Regions from separate parts of the Homo sapiens genome. Here region 1 is linked to region 2. Evidence: read pairs that join two places in POLR2A ChIA-PET (ENCODE). Cell type or tissue: A673. All regions are shown on one strand. Region 1 holds the start of SMAD9 (SMAD family member 9). Region 2 overlaps ALG5 (ALG5 dolichyl-phosphate beta-glucosyltransferase).

Region 1 (5,000 bases), 72 kb after region 2:
GTGGGTTCCAGGAGTCCACAGTGACTTTAAGAGGCAGGCTACCTGGGGGACAGCCAGGCCGTGAGACGAGAAAGTTGTACAGTAACATTGCTGTGTGCCCATAAGTTTGTATCTTTTATTAGATTAGATAATATATCTCACATGCTGGGTTGTTAAGCAAATAAATATGTGTAAGGAAATTACAATCCACATAATTACATGAGTCGTTTTAACCACCACTCACCCCCAGAGTGATTAGATTTTCTTCTGCCTATGCCATTGCGGCCCAGTTGCTCTGTCACTGTCCATGGGGACAGGATCCCCTTACTCCGAAAAGCAAATCAGGAACAAACAGGGCAAGTGAGAGTCACTATCAGGGCCCAGAAACATGTGAGGAACAGCAGCTCAGAAGGGTCTCCAGACTGATGGGCCGGTGATCCTATATTCTTGTTGGGCTGACAACTCTTCTGGTTTCGGGCTCCAGGTGCTGGCAAGAAATCTCAGAGGTGGGGTGGGAGAGAGAGACGCGAGGCGACCCACGCAGACAAAGGGCTCCCACCCCACCCCCGGGCCACCCCGGCAGGCCGGGCAGGGGCCGAGCCTGGGGTCGCGCAGGGGGACCGAGAGGGCAGCGCGGGGCTGGGGGTGGGGAAGAGGCGGGAACCGAGCCGCAGGCCGCTGCGAGGAGTACTACCCCGCCACCCCCGCGCCGCGAGTTTCCGCGCACGTGGCCGTGGGGCCGGTCTCGCTCCCGCCCCCCGCCGGGCCCGCGCAGCCCCCTCCTCTGCGGCTCCCGGAGCGGCCAGAGCGCGCGGCGGCGGGCGGGGGCGGGCCGCAAGCAGGGCTCCCTGGCCGCTTTCCAGGTCGGCGCACTAATACGGGCGATGAGGCTTCGCGGCTCCAGTCTGACTGACGCCGGCTGGGGCCGCCGCCGCCGCCGCCGCCGCCGCCGCTGCTGCAGCCGCTGTCTCGGTCCCCGCCGCCGCCGCCGGGCCCTGCAGGCGCTGGGCGCGCGCAGCCAGGCAGTGAGTGCGCGGCGCTCGGAGCGGGCGGCCGGGGGACCACGGCGGGGGCGGGGTTGGGGGCGCCGGACCTGGGTGGGGGAGGGATGAGTGGCACGGCGGGGACAGGTAAGACGTGCCCTCCTCGGCCGCGCGCTGCTTGTGTGCGTGCGTGTGAGCGCATTGAGTGGAGGGCGAAGTTGTTCGTCCTCGGGGCAGCCTGGGAGGCTCCTCGGCGTGAGGCTTGGCTTTTGGCGGTCGTTGTTCCCGGGTTTTTTGGTGGAGCCTGTCTGGGGTGGAGTGGGGTGGGGTGGGGTGGGCGCGGGGCCGGAGGGGACTGCTCTGGGGAGTTGGCCGCGGCGCAGCTCGCCTTCCTCGCGCCTGCATCCGCCCGCGCCGCGGGCCCCGGGACCTGTCAGGGGATGTTCGACCCGCGGCGGGGGCGGCGGTCGGGTCGGGGCTGGGGCCCGGGGCGTGGGCAGGGACCAGGATAGGCGCCTGAGGGGTCGCTTGCTGTAGCTGGAGATAGGGGACAGCGGACAGAGGGGGCGGCGGGGGTCGTCATTGTGACTCTTTGGGGGCCACTTTTAAACTCGCCAGCGCCGAATTGGCCTCACTTGCCTTCTGTTTCGTAGGCTTTTTGCTTTGTTTACCTTTGAGGCATGCGAACTGAGAAAAAAAGTTAGGAATGTTGTTGAAGTGTCTCCGGGCTCGCGCTTGGACTGTGTCGGAGCCGGGGTGTTTGTCTTTTCCTTGGCCCGCCCCTCGGTGCCAGCTCTCCGCAGAGGGGAGGGGGCGAGGTGGGAAGCAGATACAGGAGACTGCCTGACGCCAGCTTTGTGATCGGAAGGAGGAGCGCTGGGAGAACATTTTTATGGATGGCTAATCGCTGACAAGTTTTCCCGTTACTATTCCTTCCTCCTCCTGCCCTTGACCGTGGACATTTGAAGTGATAGTTTGGAAATACTACGTTGACTTATTTCTGGGCTGGAGTGGGTACTCCTGAGAACTAACCTACAAAGGATACAAATCGAGTTTGGAGATAAAATTGTATGTAAATTCTTTACCCAGTAGTTTACAGTGAGAAACACACCCACAGGGCACTGTGGAGTGCTTTGGATGGATCCAGTTTACTAGTACCATTTCGGTGGCTTGCCAGATTTCTCGGATGATCTTTTGGAAATGTAGGTTAGCAAGAAGCATGGAGGCTGACCGTTAAGTCGTGAGGCATTTAATAATGCTGCCTCCTAAGCAGTAACTGAGCGGAACGTTTGTGGCACCCGTCTGGGAAAGTGAAATGTGACTACTACAAGCATGTCTCCTGCCTTAGCATTCCTCCAAGTGTGAGGGAATGCCTTTGGATGTTTACATTTTAAAAATAGTGATCTATATTTAAGAAGGCATTTAAAATAAAAGCCAAAGACATTCTCAACTCCAAATAGACAAAGATTCAATATAAGAGTTTCCCTGTGCTTGTAGGAAAGCATCAGCACAATTTTAGACTGCTTTTAGGTTTGTGGTTATCCAAGAAGGAGGCTTCAGATAAGAAAAGGATGTGACGCTTTATAAATAAGGAGCATTTTAAATACAAGATGACAGCAATTTCAAGTACTGTATCCGAAAAACAACTTTTAGTGGTAATAGTCACCTTCAGTGATGGCAAGACAGCTGTCTGCCAGACAGCCTTCGGCCTCTTAATGTATTCTGACACAACCAACTCCCATTTTTATGCTTGACTGGTTATCTTTGTCAGAGCTGTTTTATGCTTGAGCTCTCTGGTTTCAAACTATGCTTAAGAGAATGCCAACATACTCTTGATCTGAACAAACTCATGTTTATCAGTGCAGTGTTTACTAAAAATCAAAGACGTAAACAAATTTTGGGTTAAACCTCTAAGTACTTTAGAATTGCCACATCATTGTCATCAGTCTTTCAAAGTCAACATGAACTATTTGGCTTTTCTCCTTTAAAAAATTTTTTTAACTTATATATTCCTAGTTAGTAAGTAATCAGAAAATATTCACAGATGTCAACTCTTGCATCTGTGATTGCCCAAGACATGGATGAGAAAGAAGAGTTTTGTTTTGTTTTTTAAATGAAACATTACTAAAGATATCCATAAGTAATAAACAAGTGGTACACTATCTTTACTAATCATGTGGTCAGTTGGAGGGAAAAAAGTCTGTCCAGAAATTGTTTCATAAAGATGAAAATATTCAATGTCAATATGAAAATACTCAATATGTTTTCCAAATAGTTTAATTCTGATTAATGAGAGTGCACTATGCATTGCCAAACTGGAGGGATGGTGTTTCGTAAGTGAGCACCGTAGGATTAAGGTAACTACTTTATATCTGACATTCCCTCTGTAATAAATAGGACAGCAGTTTCATCATGTTCTGCTTTAATATGTGGGAAATAATCCTTATCCACAGGATGTACTCTGATTTTAGGGAAGGTAAAGGTTATGACAAATATGTGGTTTTTCTGATTTGCCAGACATACTATGCTAAATTTTAAAGCTTTAACGAAGCTTAGTGCAGACTTTCTGTATATTGTTTTGGACACTTAGAGAGGAGTTAAAGAAACGGGAAACTGTCCAGAATGAAACAGTAAATATAGCAGTACGTTGAAACCATGAATCTTCTCAAATAGTTGTAATTCTAGGCTGTTGGATTTATATTTCCTTGGTTACTGTTGCTAGTGGGTTGAAAAGTTATTCTAAAGCAAAAAAAAAAAATGCAAACAGTAAATGCATAAGTACTTAACAATACTGTGAGCATTTTCACAATGTTTCATGTTATCCTGGTGAATGTCCATGTCCTAAGTAAGGACATTAAAAAAATAAACAATTATCCCTTGGTAATAAACTAACCTTTTAAAATAAATATTCCGGTAAATTTTGTCTCTTAAGAAACTTGTGTCAACTAAAGTTGTTAGGATTTCAAGATATCTGTTAGCATTAGGAGTCATTATACCCATGAAAACTGGATGTTCTTCTTGCTTGGTGGTCTTCATCCTGACACTTCCTACCCCAAAACCATGACGGACACCTCGGCCGCACTTGCCTGACTTGTATTCTGCTCTCCTTTGGTGTCGGCTTCCTTTTGTGTTAGGCTGACCCAAGACCACTTTTCCAGGCTTATCTTCCCGGTCTTTCCCTATTTTATGCTGCAGTTAAAATAGCAAATGCTAGTTTCCATGCATACCCTGGCTTTCCTCTCCTGTGCACCTTTACCCCACGCTGAGGCCTTCCCAGCTTCCCCACCTCCCACAGGATCCTCAAATATGACTTCTTCATCTTGTATGCCCTGTTCAGGCGCTGCCTTCACGGGACTTTCTGTGATGACCCTGGTCCCAGGTATGTCCTCCTTCGAGCTCCTGTGGCTCTTCGCCTTTTCAACTCTTACCTGTTTTGTATTAAGTTACTCATAGACTAATTTATTTCTTCCCCTCAGACCATCCTTACAAGATCCAGGAAGGAAGGGACTGTTTCATCTACCTTTTTTATTCTCTGAATGCTGACCACAGTGCCCTTTATAGTACTCTATCAATAAATAACAAATACATGACACATTTTTTCACTGAACCCATGGTCCCTCCTGAAATAAAGTCTGTAAAAGCATTTCACCCATAGGATAAAGTCCATCTTTCAAGAAGCTGGTGTTGAATCTGAGCTGAGGACTAGTTCAGAGGCCTGAAATCCCCTCAGCCCAGTTGAGAGCCTCCTTCTCCTGAACATTGTGGCTGAGCATTACAGTCAGGAAAAGCTTCTATGATACTCTTATTGCATTAGCAGTTTTCCATATCAGATTCACTAAATACACAATGGAAGCCATTTAGTAGAAAAACAGATTTTAATGTGATACGGCTACCACAATGAAACACTAATGTGATTCCACAGAAAATTGCTAACACGATATGCTGATTCCTCCCCCCACCATAGCCGCATAAAAATTGATACTGTTTTTAATGTATGTGTTTCAAACTATGCTCACAAAAGAAAAGCAGACTGCTACT
Region 2 (5,000 bases):
ATGTGAAATCTCACTTTCATTCACCAGGGGACCCTAAAGCTGTGCCTAACACTCTCCATTGTTATAGTCTAGATAGCAGAAAAAACAGATTTCATTTATGGAACTTCTCCATAAGACCAGGGAAGCTTTGAAGATCGCCAGATAGGGAAGAAACATGCCCGCGCACAGTTCCTCCTGGCCTTTAGGGTAGGAACCTTCGTTGCCTACCAATTTGTGCTTCCTTTTTCCCTAAGCACAGTTTCTTTATGCTCCATCTTGCCTTATAATTTCTAAAGCAGTCACGCCAATAGAAAGCTGCTTTCGTACCAGCCCCTGGGAAGCAGGTGTGTCCTTTCACATGCACAGAGAGCATTGGCAGGATCTGGCTTAGGAAGGGTAAGTGCTGCACTTTGAATAGTATGATGTGAAAGTTATGAACACAAGCCATCTCAGCAGTTTAGTGATACATGAAGGGAATGGCATGGAAAGCCACATTGGACACTTGCTGTTGAGATTATAGAGGTAGCCTAGACCCAGCTGAGGCTGTGCATCTTCTCCTGAGGAGCACTTTTTTGGTGGCCCTTGACCTGTGAGTGGCCAGCTGCTCTGCTGGAAGGATCAGGGATGCCCTCCCAGGGAGGACAAGCAAGGGAGGGGTTAGCAATTGGCCCCACTGCTCCCAAGGTTGGGAGGAAGTAGAAAGTTGAAATTATATTTAGTAGAAGTTTTTATTTAAAACAAACCAGTTTTCGCTAAGTTAAGTATTTATAGATTCCCTGTTAATGTCTTACAGTCTGAGGGGTGTGAGGAAAATTTTAGATACGGCTCTTGTTCTTGAGGCGTTTCAGACCAAGGGGGCACAAGGTATAGTACAAGAGAATACTGCAGTTGTACAGTGATGTTTATTATATCCTCAAACAACATACCAAAAAGGCGAGTAGGCACTCAGTAGGAACTCAGTTCACAAATGGTGGCCGAGTGACAGCTGCTGCCCTGTATACTAAAGGCCATGCTGTAAAGCTTCATTGTGCATCCATTCCAAACAGTTGTGGCTTTAACAATGTTATATTCCTTGAAGCTAGATACCATACTCTAGAGGGAGCTTTTCATCCTAACATAGTAAAGTCTTATTAGTTCACTTAGCTACTTATATAATGACTTTATCTTCTTGGTTTTGCAGTCTCAAGTATTGTGCCATTCCAGAGTAAACATCTACAGCACAAATAACTGTTCTTTGAACACATTTCTTCAGCTGTTAAGCAGAAGTCGAGAGTTCTGACTGGCACTAAAATACAAAGATGTAAAGACCACTTTCTACCTTGAAGGAGTTCACATCTATTAATAATACTGGAAATATGCATCAAATAATTAGAGCACTATGTGTTAGACATTTTTATCAATTAGGAACTATATCATAGAGTGGCTTAGATAATAAAGACGTTTAATTATCTCATCTGCCAGGAAGTCTAGAAATAGTTGATTCCAGAGTTGGCTTAGCATTTAAACAGGATCAGGTTGCTAGATCCATATCATTTTCAGTCTCACGCATTCCTTCATCACAAAATGGCCACAGCTGCAAATATTACATGTCCTGGAGTAGTAAGGGACAGCCAGGACTTTAAGAATCATCTCTGGGCTGGGCATGGTGGTTCATGCCCGTAATCCCAACACTTTGGGAGGCCAAGGTGGGAGGGTGGGAGGACTGCTTGAGCGCAAGAGTTCAAGGTTACAGTGAGCTGTGATCGCACGACTGAACTCCAGCCTGGGTAGCAGAGCAAGACCCTGTGTCAAAAAAAAAGAATCATCTCTGCGTGCATCTCTCCTTTTTAACTAGGAACGAAAATCTTTATCAGAAGTCCTCACCCCTCCCTCTACTAAAGCCCACACCCAAAGTTCACAAGCTAGAACTTAGTGACATGACCACCAAAGCCTGCAGGGAGGCTGCAAAAGTACTCAGCAAAGAGGAGTTAGACCAATCATGGTTCATCCCCTAGGGCTTCACAGTTGTCACTGCATTATTGGGGCCATAACAGCAAAGAAGGAGGCACTGTTTGCTGGTTTGGCAGCTAGTTAACAGTGCTACAACAGGACCATGGCTGCATTTGCTGGTTGAAACTGATAGATTTCAGCTATGTGCCAGATACCAGAAATAAAAATCTTTGCCTTTAAGTAGCTGACATTTACAGTTGCATTGTGATGAGTAAAGTAATAGTTGAATGAGAAAATGCTTCAGTAGTACACATTGCTATTAGAATTATACTTTTCTTTTTCCCGGGGGAAGGTGGGGATGGGCATGGAGGCTAGAAAAGAGAAATGGTGTTTGGCTGAGTCTTAAGCTGGCCTGACAGGTGAGGAAGCTGGAAGACAGTGTTCTGAGAAAAGGCATACAAGTGTAAGACCGTGGTATGGTCTGGAAATCTCAAATACTGCTAATGTTCACGGTACTAATGGGGCAGCCTCAGAAGCTGGCTAAAAAGGTGAAGGCTGAATCACAAAGGATCTCCTATGCTATGATAAGGAACTCATATGTGATGCTTAGAAGCCATAAGTCATCACTGAGGGTGTTTGAACAGGGCTTATGTGAACTGATTTCCATATTAGAAAGGCTACTCGTATAACTTTAGGAATGAATTAGGGAGTCAGGGTAGAGATGTGGGGACTTTAGGGGATAAGGCCCTGAACTAGGTCAGGAAGGTGTGAGGATAGCATGGATTTGAGAGGGATTTTACAAATCAGTCAGTGAGTTATAGTAGCCAGTGAATTGTAATGGGTGATAGAAATGGAAGATGATTCTCAGGTTTTCAATTTGAGCAACTTAGTAGATGATGATGCCATTTGCTGCAGCAAGGAATGTAGACTGAGCAGAAGTTGGGAGGAGGAGATGAATGAAATTCTGGAGTTTTTATTTATCCAATATATAACTAGGTGACACAGGAGAGAAGAGTCTGGGCTCTAAACAGACGTGAGATTCATAAATATAAGCTATAATTAAGCCCATGCAGTGACTCCCAGTGAGCTTTTATGTTGAGAAGAGAAGATGGCCAGGGGTTTCCCATTAGCTGTATGTACAGTGTAGAGTCAGTCCTTGTGTGGATTATCAGCATTTAAGGAGCAAGCCAAGCAAAAGGAGTTATTGGTGAAAACTTGGGAACAGTAGAGGAGGGCAAAGGCCAGATGAGAGCAACTTTACAGCTGCCTGTAGAGATGGTTGTCAAAGGAGAGGGTACCTGATGGGCTAAGGTTACAAGGAAACGGGATGTGGAAGAGCAAAGGGCATGAGCCCTACTACAGTGGACCGAAAAATAAATGGGTGATGAAATGCAGGTGGCAAATATAGATCACTATCTCACGACTTTGATTATAAAGCAGAGTAATGGCCGTAGCTTGAGAAAATAGTGAAGTCAAAGGAAAGTTTTTAGGATGCTGGCAGCTTGAGCAAGTCTGAGGCTGTGGAGCCAGCAGAGAGGAAGAGATTGAAGATTTAGAAGAGAATTTACTGCTGAGAGAGAGGAATTTGAGTGAAAAGATTCGGGAGAAATGGTCAGGATACAAACAGCCTCTCTGGGGAATAAGAGCGATTGCAGACCAGAACAAATACAAAAGTCATTAACCAGTGTTAAGGGCCCAATCATAAGTTTGTACCAGTCAGATAGCACATGGCTTTTGTGGGGTTTTTTTGTTGTTTTTTGTTGTTGTTGTTGTTTGTTTTTTAGCAGCTCAGTAGCTTAGGTAGAGGAGTCAAGAAAAGAAGGTCATTGCCCACTGTGGTGGTTCCTCTGCAGGAAACTGAACTATGATTTCAACCTAGTAGGTCAATGGCACCAAGATTTCTACAGCTCCTCCAGGTCATCAGAATGTACAGTGGGTGTAACCTAGTCACAAGAAGGGATAAACTGCAATAGCAGTGTTTGAGCCAAAGCAAGAAACACAGCTTATATAATTCTCTTTAATCCAAATTAATTTTATTCTGATTTTTATATAATTTCATAGGTAGCTTTTAAATATTGCCAGAAATATGGAAGTGACAAAGTACGTGTGATAACCCTGGTGAAGAATCGTGGAAAAGGTGGAGCGATTAGAATGGTAATACATATTTTCAACATTTTTATCTAAAATATGAAGGTATCTTGAATAATGTCTTTTGCAGACTTGTATGTTTGCCCACTGCTTGAATACCAGCATTTCAAGTTAGTGATAACATAATTTTAATAATAACTTCATGTTTTTAGTCAAATTTTAAGATGTGTCATATCTATAATATAGTGGGTGATTTAAAAATAGATTTATGTATTTATGTTTATCTTAAAGTTTAAAATGTTACCATCTACCTCTGTATCTTTGATAGAGTTAGCAGATAGCTTATGTGGTTTTTTGCAGTTTAAAAAATGTTTTTTGTATTAAGTTTTACCTTGATGAAGGTATGCTGTTATGCATGGTAGCATGAACTAAGATGAATTTGACTTGGGTCTGTCCTGATGAAATGTGCAGTCTAATAGGAAAGGTAAGCATTTGCATAAGTAAAAAAGAAGATTATAATTATGAGAGACATGCAGATAAAGTGCTAAGAAATTTCAAAAAAGAGGTTACTGTCAGCTGAGGCATATCAGCTATGAATCAAGCTGGAAGTTTAAAAATCAAGATATGTGAAAGAAAACCTAAATAATTGACTTTGAGGTCCATTTATTTATTTTTCCCTCATAAAAAGAAGTCTAAAGGTGGGCAGTCCAGGGCTTGTTCAACTCCACAGTCATCAGAAGTCCAGGCTTCTGCCGTTTCACTCCTTCTTCCTCATGCACACAGGGTGACTCCTGGAGCACTAGCCATCACGTCCACATTCAACAGGAAGGAGAAGGGAAATGGTCAGGATACAAATCATCACATGTTGCCCTCTTCACAGTGTCTTATGAGTTGGGTAATATTAGTTTGATTATTATATAGTTGAGGAAAGTGAGTAAAGAAGGTAAAGTAAATTACCCAGTGTTATCAGATGATAAGAGGTAGAGTCAAGATTTGGATGCAGT

What was found. ChIA-PET counts read pairs that join two places held together with the same protein. Peaks named below come from ENCODE experiments on the same cell type or tissue, not always from the same donor. Only the 100,000 strongest peaks of a DNase experiment are listed, where the experiment ranks them.
Region 1: POLR2A ChIA-PET joins it to region 2 with 22 read pairs; 6 of 35 experiments call an interaction of 5 or more read pairs at or near these places.

The regions. Positions count from the first base shown.
Region 1 is chr13:36,916,120-36,921,119 of GRCh38, reverse strand. SMAD9 (SMAD family member 9) reads left to right here and starts at 882. Exons shown (of 7, transcript NM_001127217.3): 1 at 882-1,004. RefSeq lists silencers at 742-791, 902-971. In A673, no CTCF peak of the experiment used is centred here; DNase peaks (open chromatin) are centred at 879, 1,759, 2,189 and 2,689; H3K4me3 peaks cover 2,561 bases; H3K27ac peaks cover 4,557 bases.
Region 2 is chr13:36,988,546-36,993,545 of GRCh38, reverse strand. ALG5 (ALG5 dolichyl-phosphate beta-glucosyltransferase) reads left to right here. Exons shown (of 10, transcript NM_013338.5): 5 at 3,970-4,062. Among named protein-coding and RNA genes, the nearest start is that of ALG5, 8.3 kb to the left of the region's middle. In A673, no CTCF peak of the experiment used is centred here; no DNase peak of the experiment used is centred here.